2 separate regions of the Mus musculus genome follow, and region 1 is linked to region 2. A link is a loop called in an ENCODE intact Hi-C map of the cell type or tissue named here. Cell type or tissue: gastrocnemius. All regions are shown on one strand. Links, peaks and the distances in the headings refer to the core of each region. The heading gives the core; the rest is flanking DNA. Region 1 overlaps Coro2b (coronin, actin binding protein, 2B). Region 2 has its middle 6.8 kb from the start of Gm40522.

The links. Peaks named below come from ENCODE experiments on the same cell type or tissue, not always from the same donor. Only the 100,000 strongest peaks of a DNase experiment are listed, where the experiment ranks them.
Region 1: a loop joins it to region 2, with 3 times the contacts of the local background. A loop is called at or near these places in 1 of 42 quality-filtered maps.

The regions. Positions count from the first base shown.
Region 1 is chr9:62,459,823-62,462,626 of GRCm38, forward strand. The region is part of intron 2 of Coro2b (coronin, actin binding protein, 2B); the gene reads right to left. Among named protein-coding and RNA genes, the nearest start is that of Gm40523, 46 kb to the left of the region's middle. In gastrocnemius, for the core only: no CTCF peak of the experiment used is centred there; a DNase peak (open chromatin) is centred at 1,490.
Region 2 is chr9:62,386,134-62,388,937 of GRCm38, forward strand. No RefSeq gene overlaps it. Among named protein-coding and RNA genes, the nearest start is that of Gm40522, 6.8 kb to the left of the region's middle. In gastrocnemius, for the core only: no CTCF peak of the experiment used is centred there; no DNase peak of the experiment used is centred there.

The DNA.
Region 1 (2,804 bases), core at 62-2,561, 74 kb after region 2:
TGTAGGCAAGCCTGTAGGACATTTTCTTAATTAGTGACTGATGTGGGCGGGGTCAACTCTGGGCTGGTGGTCTTGGGTTTTATAAGAAAGCAGGCTATGTAAGCAAGCCACGAGGAACTGAAGCCAGTAAGCAGCACCCCTCCGTGGCCTGCGCATCAGCTCCTGCCCCCCAGGTTCCTGTCCTGCTTGAGCTCCTGCCCTCACTGCTTTTGAAGGTGAACTGTTACACGGAACTGTGAGAGAAGCATATAGACTCTTTCCTCCTCAAGCTGTTTTGTCATGGCATTTCCCTGCAGCAGCAGGAACCCTGACTGAGACAATGGTAAACATTTAGTTAATTTCGAAACTTTTAAAAAGGATTTACTTTTATTTATGCGTCTGTGTGTGCTGTGTGCGAGTCGACCATGTACGTGTACTTACTTGCAAAGGCCACAAGAAGGTCTTGGCTCCCTTGGAGCAGGAATAATAGACTGGGAGCCCCAGCTGTGCTCTGGGAACTGAACTGGGTAGGGACAGGAAGAGCCGTAGGCTCTTGTAGCCACGAGCCATCTCTCTAGCCCTTACCTTAAAATTAATATAAAAAAATGGTGTTTTGGTTTTGGTGTTAGAATCAAGTATATGGATGTGCTAGGCAAGTGCTATCCTGTTGAGGTGAGCTACTCTCTTGACCCCAATATTTAACATTCTAATTTAAAAGATAGACATTTTTCCCCTCCAATTGAAAACATTTCTTTGTGTGTGTGATGCTGGGGATTGAACCCAGGACTTGGTGTGTGCCAAATAAGCTGAGCTACACCCCAGAGCCCTATGGGTATTGTTATTAAATAGTGAACACCATGTGCTCGCTTCGGCAGCACGTATGCTAACAAGTGAACGTCTAGGGCTGACGAGACGGATGGCTCAGTGGTTACTGCACAGGAGCCATGTTTGATTCCCAGCATCCACGTGGTAGCTCACAATGGTTCGTAACTCCAGTTCCAGGTGATCAGATGGCCTCTTATGGCCTCAATGGGTATCAGACACGCAGATGGTGCCCAGACACACATGCAGGCAAAATATCCACACACATTTTAAAAGAAGAAACAGACACTACCTAAGGGCTGGGATGCAGTAAAGAGAGAATAACCCTTGTTTAATCCTGACATGACCTTGGGCTGAAACTGAGGCCAGCCTGCCCCCCAGGCATGTGAAGTATTTATAGGAACTTTCATTGTTCTGTTTCTGTAACCACAAGGGTTTCTGCTCTCCCATCAAACAGAAATGCCAATTGTGCCCTGTTCTTATTCAAAGTTCATATCTTGTCTTGAATGCTAACAGCTATCACAGCTATGTCAGCAGGATGTACCGTGGCTGTGGTTTTTACCTTTATAAAAGCCCTGCTCACTCAGCTCAGGGCCACCTCTAGACTCGTAGTCACAGGAGTGCGTGCCCCGGCTGGGTCTGTGTGGCTCAACAGAAGCTTCAAATGCATAAAGAACTCATCCTGGCCTGTGTCCCGCCCTAGCGTCACATGAGCCAGCAGCAATCTGTAATCCCAGCACTCAGGAGGTGGCAGCAGGAAGACCACAAGCTCAAAGACATCCTCAGCTACGTAAGGAGCTTGAGGCTAGCCTGGGCTACATGAGACCCTGTGTAAGGAAGGCGGGGAGGAAGAAGGGAAGGAGGAAGGAAGAAAAAGAAAGTTTGGTTCAATGCAAACAGGTCCTAAGGAAGTGGGGTAGAGACTGGTATCACCCCAATTTCCATGTTTTTGGAACATTGATGTATTTGCTCCCTTTGAGTTCACTGGAAGAAACAAAGACCCTGTGAATTGAGTAAAATTGTGTAACTGACTGAAAGTGATGTGTGTGTGTCCATGTATGCGCCTGGGTTGTCCACGTATGTATCCATGTATGTGTGTGCCTGTGTATGGGCATGGATATGGGTGTAGCATGTACTGGCAGTCACAGTCAGGCTCTGGAAAGTTCTCAAATCCAGTGACTCTGGGGTGCAGTCATCCCACAAGCTGCAGGGAGTATGGTGGGTGCCCTGGGCTCTGTCCTGTATTCCTCTGAGGCCAGTGAATGGACATGGGTGAAGCGAGGCAGGAGTTAAGTTCTTTCCAAACATCCTGCACCTTGGCCCTGATTTCCTGGAACTTTCTATTCTGCAGAGCTGAATTTTATCCAAAGAAGCAAATGCCTTCCTACCAGGAGAGTCAGCTCATCTGGGCAAAGTCCCTCACTGAGCAGGGGACATGGGAGTTTCATGCAGACCTTTATTGTCTAGGTGACCTTGTACACAGCCCTCTCTTTGGGCTTGCCAGACTGCCTTGCCACCCCATGGAGCAGGGTACACTGAAAACCCAAGTGTCTCCTTCCAGTGTCATGGGACGGAACTCAGGCATTTCCAAGTCTGATGTCGGAAAGGCAATGGGAGGCAAAAGATGACGAGGATCTGGACAAAATGATTTATAGACATTATTCTATGTAGTCTTTGTAATAACCCCATAAAGGCCTTCCAACCCTCCTCTGAGGGCCTGCTTTAATTAATTAATTAATTAGCTAATTAATTGTGTGTGGGGGGGTGCTTGTTCCTGTCTCATGCTACACATGTGGGGGTCAGAGGATAACTCGTGGGAGAAGTCAGTTGTCTGCCTTCACTGTATTGATCCTGGGGATGGAATTTAGGTCATTAGGCTTGGTGGCAAGTGCCTTTACCCGCTGAACCACTTTGCTAGCCCCCCCCCCGTTTAATTTATTATTGTTGTTATTAGTGGTATTAGTGTGTATATATGATATGCATGTATGGAGGTCAAAGGGCAA
Region 2 (2,804 bases), core at 227-2,726:
GACTGCCAGGGAACAGGGTCACAAGGAAAGACCTTTGTCAGACAAAGCTGACAAAGGTGCGATGGAGAAGGCCTGCCTTCTGCTAACCCATGAGCTACAAGGAGTGTACTAGTTACTTTCCTCATTGTTCTAACAGCCAATGGGAACAGCTAAGGAAGGAAGGCTTGTTTGACTCTCAGTTTGAGGGTATGGGTTGGTGGGTAGTCATGGCAACAGGAGAGTAATGTTGCTGGTAGCAATGGGTCCACAGTCAGGAAGCAGAGAGGACAACTCTGGTGTTTAGCCTACTTTCTTCTTTTTATTCAGTTCAGGGCCTAGGGCATAGAATGGGGCCATTCACATTCAGGGTAGGTCTTTTGACTTAATGTGGGGAGAAGATGAAGTCAGGTCAGTTGCCAGGCTGTGACTCATGGCACCTAGAGCTTTGATGGCGATTCTAAATTCTATCAAAATGATAATCAAAATTAACCATCATATTTGGTTCCTAAAAGTTGAAGTGTAAGGGTAAAAAAAAAGCCCTTCTGGGCAGAGCAGGTGAGGTGTGTCCTACTAACGCTGAAGACCCAAGTTCTGTTCCCAAGACCCACATGGGGAGAAACAGCTTCAGCCAATTGTTTTCTGACCTCCACATGTGCACCTCGGTGTGTTTGCATCCCAAAACACACCACATGTACACTAAATACATACATACATACATACACACATACATACATACATGTCATAAAACAGGAAAACAGCCTTTGTTCTTTTCTGCAATTTCAACACGGTTCAACTATGGGCAGGAAACGTACTACACCCTCCCATTCCCATGGGACAATTGTTTACAGATTGCTGGCAGATTTGTGTTCTGTTTGTCTTTTCTGAATCTCTGGAGCCTGTTGGCCCCTCATTTGGAGCCCTCTCAAATCTCCCTGTGCCTCCTGATTCTCTGTCCTAACTGGGTACTGGGATGGTCTTTCTCCTGTCACCCTGGATCCATCCACTCTCCTAGACCAATTCCAGAGGGAAGTCCTGTGTTGGAACCCCAGGTACAGGCTCTCCCAAACACGGGCACGTGTCAGGTGTCTCCTCTCCTGGCTTTCCTTCAGCAGGCATTCCAGACCTCATCACCAGAAGTCGGAAGTCAAGGAGAAAATCGGGAAGCACCCACAGCAGCCCAGCTGTGAACAGGTATTTGTGAGACTTAAAACGAATGGCACCTTTTGTCACTCAAACACATGGCTGCGCCTTGGATATTCAGTTAGTTCCACTGTTCTCTACACGTCCCAGGCCAAAGTAGGCTGTTGGAGCCAATTACCACTTGCATCAGGGAACCTTGCCCGGGATTGGACAGTTCTTGCCCGGGATTGGACAGTTTTTGCTTTAGACAGGGAATGAAAATAAGGACAAGATCGCTCCAAGGTAAGATTGAGAAGAGGTTTATTGTAGCCATGAGGGATAGAACTGCCAGCCGCATCTGGAGGAGAATTCGAAGCTGAGAGAAGGGAAGAAGAAGCCCAGAGAGAGGTTTAGGGTAGGGGGCGGGGTGAGAAGTGCGGGGAGGAGCCACAGGTGTGGAGTGAGACTTGTCCTAGGTTTCTTTGGGCCATGACAGATGGTTAGCTCCTGGTGCTGGGACAGATATCTGAGAGGAGTGACATAAAGGCACATTCACTCTGACTCATGGTTTCACAGGCAGTCGGGCCAGCTGGATCCCTGTGTTTAGGCCTCTGAAGTAACATGCCATGGTGGAAAGGCAGGGTGGAACAGCTGCCCACCTCAGGATGGGCAGGAAGCAGAGAAGAGATATTTGAAAGGGAAGGAGGCAATATATGTCATCCCTCAAAGGCCTATCTCTAATGATCTACTTCTTCCTAGTGGGCCTTACTTCCTGATGTCTCTGCCATCACACCATAAAGCTGTCAATTAGGAATCTATCAACAGGTAAACTCTGTGGTGGAGCCGAAGCCCTCACGGACCCAGTCACTTCCCAGTGATTGCATCTACCAGCTTGGGATCAGATTTCCCCATAGGAGCCTTTGGGAGACATTCGTATCGATATCATAACAGACACCAGCCACTGCTCCAGTCATCTGGCCAGGGGACTCCAACCTTAATTGATAGACTGTCCAAACGGTGCAGAAAGAACCACTGGGGCCCATCCCAGAGGGATCTTGGGCACTCGTGCCTGTTTGTTAGTTTGTCTGAGGCAAGGTCTCACATATTCCAGGGAAGCCCTCAGTTTGCTAAGTGGTCAAAGACGACTTTGAACTTCTGTCCCTCCTTCCTGCTTCCACTCTCATGGTGCTGGGATTGCGGACATGCTCTGTTACTGTGGTTCTGGGGATTGAAGCCAGGGCTTCATGTGGGCTAGGTAGGCCCTCTTCCAGCTGAGCTGCATCCTACCCAGTGTTTTCCTCTTACTGTTTCCAAGACCCAAGAGATCAGAGCAGATTTTTGTTTTTCTTTTTGAGACTGGGTTTCTCTATGCTACCTTGGAATTCACCATGTAGACCAGGCTGGCCTTGAACTCATAGAGATCTGCCTCTTAGCAGCAAGCCTCCAGGATCCTGTGTTTCCTCCTTATTCAGTGCTGGGGTCACAGGTACATTCCACTACACCTGGCTTTTATGTAGGTTCTGGGGACCTGATTTCAGGTCTTCATGCTTGTCCAATAAACACTACACACTAAGCAATCTCCCTTAGTCCACCACAGATTGTGTGTGTGTGTGTGTGTGTGTGTGTGTGTGTGTGTGTGTGCTCAGCATAGTGTTGGGGATGGAATCCAGAGCCCTGTGCACACTAAACACACATGCTCTACCACT